Regions from separate parts of the Homo sapiens genome. Here region 1 is linked to region 2. The links are chromatin loops, found by intact Hi-C in ENCODE. Cell type or tissue: PC-3. All regions are shown on one strand. Links, peaks and the distances in the headings refer to the core of each region. The heading gives the core; the rest is flanking DNA. Region 1 has its middle 140 kb from the start of MIR3924. Region 2 has its middle 81 kb from the start of MIR3924.

Evidence for each region. A loop is a pair of places that touch in the nucleus more often than their neighbours do. Peaks named below come from ENCODE experiments on the same cell type or tissue, not always from the same donor. Only the 100,000 strongest peaks of a DNase experiment are listed, where the experiment ranks them.
Region 1: a loop joins it to region 2, with 4 times the contacts of the local background. A loop is called at or near these places in 2 of 110 quality-filtered maps.

What each region holds. Positions count from the first base shown.
Region 1 is chr10:57,160,646-57,163,575 of GRCh38, forward strand. No RefSeq gene overlaps it. Among named protein-coding and RNA genes, the nearest start is that of MIR3924, 140 kb to the right of the region's middle. In PC-3, for the core only: no CTCF peak of the experiment used is centred there; DNase peaks (open chromatin) are centred at 696 and 1,796; H3K27ac peaks cover 2,171 bases.
Region 2 is chr10:57,221,878-57,224,807 of GRCh38, forward strand. No RefSeq gene overlaps it. Among named protein-coding and RNA genes, the nearest start is that of MIR3924, 81 kb to the right of the region's middle. RefSeq lists an enhancer at 472-1,214. In PC-3, for the core only: no CTCF peak of the experiment used is centred there; no DNase peak of the experiment used is centred there; H3K27ac peaks cover 649 bases.

The DNA of each region.
Region 1 (2,930 bases), core at 328-2,827, 61 kb before region 2:
GATTTGCTTTTATATATGAGAAAGAGAAAAAACATAGTGGCCAGAACTGTCTTGAATTTGAAGAATAGAGAGAGGTGAAAAAACAGATGGATGGTCTGTTATGTGATATTTGGCTGTGCTAATTTCTAAATGGACCAATTTCAGCTGAAAACACAGTCAAGGAAATGGCCATGAACATGACTCAGGTGTATCTTAGAAGAAAATTACTGGAAATGGAAAGGTCAAGGGTGACACCATTTTTGTGGGTCACCTAGAAATAGGAGCCACCTCAAACAATAGCCTGAGTTGTTTGAGTGGGTAAGTTGTGTTGGTGAATAAGAGAATTCTATAGGGCAAAGTATTTAATGAGAGACAGGAAGGGCCAGAAGCATGTTCATTCCTCTGAATGAAGAGTGAGAGAAAACATTTTTTCAAAGATCATAGCTTAAATGATATGATCATATATATGATATACTCAGATCATATATATCCATATATACACACACACATATATATATATCTATATACACACACATAACCTTATGTATATACATATATATGTCTGTATATGTATGGATATATATATGCATGTAAATGATAGTAATGGGAAGGCTCTTGAGCTTACTCAAAAATGAAGGAAAAATGCTTTAGATTCACCTTAGAAATGGCAGAGAACATTACTCACTTCCCCTGCTCTGTATTATGAGACATCTGAGACTATGAGCAACTTCTTTATCAGGTAGTTACATATCCTGAACCTCATTAGGCTCAAAAAATATTCCCCTTCTCCTGTTTGTCAGTCTCCATTTTTATTAGGACATGATGTTGATATAACTAAAATCATAAGAAATGCGATTATGTTTATACTGACCAGTCATGGTGTAAAATACCAGTTGAAGGTACACAACACAAGGAATAACCCAGAAACACAAGTTCCTTTTAGAAATTTTTACCACTGTGTTTTATATGCACTCTTGTAGCCTCTCAGGAGGGGCAAAATAAAGTAATAGCTATCAGTAAATTGCAAGCCATTAATTTTACTATATCCATATGAGCAAAATAAATTTGGGCTAGATATATTAAATCTGGAACTAAAAATGAAAAAGAAAACTATCTGCACAAAATGCCTCAAGAAAATGATACCATACAATGAAGCTAATTTCCACCTACTGCCTGCGTGCACTGAATTAATATTCCTCATGAATTTTGCTATTGGAAAGACCTAAACTTAGTTTGATTATCGAAGGATTATTTTCAAATTGGTTTTTTGATGTCATATGAATAACATTCTCTCATGTTGAAGCATTTTAATTTATTTAACATTAAATACTTTTAAGTTCAGAGATTATTTTTAAAGACCAATTTTTAAAACAATGAAACAGAGTCACTACAAGGCTTATTGAAAAGCGCCCTCATTGGCCAGGCACAGTGGCTCAAGCCTGTAATCCCAGCACTCTGGGAGGCCAAGGCAGGCGGATCACTAGGTCAGGAGTTCGAGACCAGCCTGTTCAACACGGTGAAACCCCCGTCTCTACTAAAAATACAAAAATCAGACAGGCATGGTGGGGCGTGCCTGTAATCCCAGCTACTTGGGAGGTTGAGGCAGGAGAATCGCTTGAGCCCAGGAAGGCTCGGAGGTTGCAGTAAGCCAAGATTGTACCATTGCACTCCAGCCTGGGTGACAGAGCGAGACTCCAACTCAAAAAAAAAAAAAGTGCCCTCATAAATGTTTTATTTGAAGGGACTAAATTTAAACCTGATTATAAAACCGTGAGTCACAGATTACATTCTAAACCTTGTAACTCAAACAGATTAGGCTGGTATGGTTCCTTCTGCTTCAGACAGTGGGAGAGGGCCAGATTTATGATTTGCTATTTCTTTCTCCTTTTTACAAGCTTTGTCACAGGAACTAGGGTTTAGAATTTTATAACCTCACATGTTCTCTGAAAGATAACATTAAACTATATACCTTTGACCTTTCCCATGTTCTATAATTTCACTGAATTGCCATTCCAATTCTTTTTTAAAATGCTCGACAGGAAACCATGAGATAAAAATAGACATCGAAAACACTATTTGTAATTGATAAGTGACCAAAGGCAGGCAGTCCAGGCCTGTCTTGCCCAATGACTTTCTCAGCTCAAATGAGATGAAATCTAAATAGTGAATAGAATTAAAACAAACAAAAAGGAGAGTCAATCACTGGAGGAAACCATTCTTTGAGGATCTGTGATCACCATACTTCATTTAAGGGTGTTTGTTATCTGGAAAACGATTTAATTTATCCTTTGAGTCTCAAAAATAAACTAGAAAAATTCAGTCACAGCTGATAATGTGTCAGGTGCCGAGGATAGCATGTTAAAGATATAGTCCCTGCAGTTACATCTGATTTGATATTATTTACTATATGGCAAGGATATTGCCTGGAGATTGGGATAAAATAAAAATGACTACTGCCTGCTTTTTCAACCATAGGATTTCTGATAATGATGTACAGGTCCAAAGAATAGCCCAAAATGTTCAGAACTCAATCTTACATGCAATAAATAGCCAATTTTAGAGTACTTCTTTTGGAATTATTCTGTCCAATGTTTGGAGAATGGTCCAGTTGACAGCCCAACAGCCTTTTCAGCTTTTTGATATTTTAATTCTGCCAGGGAAGTACTACCACCCTCAGCGATTGCATGTTTATCCATGTTCTGCAGATGTAGGCTGGAGAGAAGAGAATACAGATCATTTATTTTCTTTCTGGGTAAATGTCTGTGAAAGGCCAACATGCCTAGCATGAACTCTTTAAATTGTTCCGAGTAACAACAATTGTCACAGGATGGAGTACAGGGACTGATTTAAGTTGCTTAAAGTCGAGAGAGAAAATGATTTGCAGTTGAAGAACTTGAAGTGTCCTCTGCTCTGAAAATGTATCAAATAGCCCAAGAAGTATGTGAAAATAA
Region 2 (2,930 bases), core at 115-2,614:
ATTCCAAATGACTTTCTTCTTTTCACATTCAAATATTTCTCTCCAAATAAAGGAGACTTCCACAGGGGGGTGATGGGATTAAAATTAAAAAGAGAATATCAATTTGTTGTGTTGTTGGATCAGAGAAAACAATTATTTTTCACATATCTACATATAAAAATCCTGATACCTAATCTCATTAAAACTCCCTTAGTTTCAAAGGCATCAAGTTGTGCACTAAAGATAAAGATAAATTTCTAGAATTCTTATTGTGTTTTTTTGAGACAAATTTTAAAATAAATAGAAATGCAAAGTTGGCTTATTGTTTTGAGAATCCCAAGTCAACTGAGGTTCCAGCACCAGAACAGCTAGCAACCTTGCCCCAAAGGGAAATGAAGGGGAGTTGGGCTAGTGTATTTACAGGGTGCCTTTCATGGAATACTTCTTTACCTGGCAGATGGCCTAATGCCTAGTTGTTTCACCCATGACCGGGGATCCCTCACGTGGGAAACTTGTTTAATACTGGCAGATGCCCTGGTGGCTCTTGTCTAATTCATGTCTAATGTATGCTTCCCTGACCATTACCCCGGTGCTGGCATCCCAAAATTGTGACTCCCATGCTACCCCACTCCACCCTCCTTATTCCAGAAAACCAGGCCTGGGGCAACCCCTAGTTTTTCGGAAGGAAGGAGCAAATTTACTACACTACCACAATATAAAAAAAAAAAAAAGGAACCTCAAAGGTTTTTACTTACAGATCCAGGGCAAAGAAGGCATAATGAGTCAGATGAGTCGAAACACTCCTTCATCCTGGGTTCACTGGAGGCAGGAATCAAGAGTAAGGCAGAGATAGTGAGCACATGACTACCAGTAGTACATTTAAGGGAATAGGGTGTATGTCACTCTAAGCTCACAGGCAATTGCCTGAATAGTCCATTTAAAAGAAACAGTGGGAAAGTGGGGAGCCCAGTCTGCATGACAAAGAGATGCCTGTAAATTCCTATCTCTGGCTACCGGCTTGAGCCAGTTGGATGGATATGGTGTAGAACTAGAAACTGAATCAAGGTTGACTGAGCCCTGCTTCTGGTATGAGAAAGTTAAACTTGTATTCAAAATGGATGCCAAAGCAACATAAAATTATGAGAATTCACTGCAGTTATTACGTTTACTTTATTACTCACATAGAAAATATTACATTACACATTTATTCTATTATAATATAATAAAAAACCTTCTATCAAAGATTATGATGTACATATTAAAAATTAAAATTTTAGAAAGGCCAATAGAGAATCATGCACTTAGCTAACACAATAAAATTAACCGTTCTGCTTTCCACATTAATGGTGTAAAAGAAAAATTTGTTAGAAACAATGACCCTACATTGTGTTTTGAATATTGTTATCTGAGGGCACTCTAAAGATCTCCAGGAATATGTTTTAATAAGATTTCAGAAATAGCTTCTCTGTTCTTCTGGATGGTTGAATTTGTTAATAGTTTTTCTCATCCATGTCTCCCATTCTAAACCTGGTCTTACAGGAACTGGAATCATATTCCTTTAAAAACAAATGTTGGTTTTGCTTCCTTATAAATTTTAAGATAAAAACTTAATAATTGCCTTATATAGGTTTTGTCCTAAAATGTTAAATTTTTGACATTAAATTACTAAAGGTCAGAATGATTATTTGTTCATGATAGGGCATGCACCACTGTTTTATCATCTGTGACAAGAAGGGTTATTTTGGTTTTGTTCTTCCATATCTTTCTCAGAACGCAGAAGCTAATTTCAAAATTATAAGAGAAAAACTGTCATTTTGCTCATTCCCCTGAATAATACAGATAAGTTTTCAAACACACATTCATGATCATCAGTATATCTACAGGCAGTTCATGCTAATATTATAAAAGCAAAGAAATAATTAAGTAGGCTTTATCCACCAATTTGTATCCAACTAATAGCAGCTGCATTGTACTATCTAAAATTTATAATTATTTAGTCATTGACAGAATCTGTTAACTTGTGGTATGATGATTTATCCCAATTTAATATTCAATCTCTATTCTCACAGGTGGTAATGGTAATTAAAAATAATGTTGACCACACAAAAAGTGCCTGATCTGTTCTGGTGTAAGAGTCCAACAAAAACAGAATTAGAATCTTTATTTGAATTCTAATTTTTTATTTTTTATTCTATTCTAATTTGCATGGCAAAGAGATGCCTGTAAATTCCTATCTCTGGGTTAGATAAATGGGTAGAAGACTTTAGCTATACACTGTTTGGAATGAGTCAGAAAAAAATTCTATTTGAGGATTTTGACTTAGAAGTAAAAAGGCAACTTGGTTGAGGACCAAACAGCAGTGTTTCCCAGAGAGTAATGGGTTTGAAATTGCCAAGAATAATTACAGTCTGCTTGAGAATGCAGAGAATGAAAACAACAAAAAACCCTGCCTAACTGAAAATGGTGAGTTCAGGCATTATAATTATAGCTACCATACATTTGACCTATGTCTTAAATATTCTTGACAAGTTTAAGGTGAAATTTAATTAGTAGAACTTCCAAAGTTGTTTTCTGTTTTAGAAAAGAAAGGTAACACTTGAACTTTTAATTACTCACTGTCAGAAAAATAGAGTGAGTTGGCAGTTAATTTTGTCAACAATAAATCTGTCCAGTCAATTTTTTTATATCTTCATATACATTATTTTAAAAAATTCTTGACACATCTAAGATATAATTAGAATCTCAAAAGTTTTTCCAACTATTTTAATATTTAATTCACTAAAACAGCCTGTGAAGAAGGCACAAAGTTAAGCAACAGAGTAAAAATGAGTTGGCCTTGCATTCATTTCAAATGCCCAAGGACTTTCTTTTGAAATGTATCATAGAACTGAACAGAAGAAAAACAAAGATTGAATATTCTTGATGAAAAACAAAGATTGAATATTCTTGAT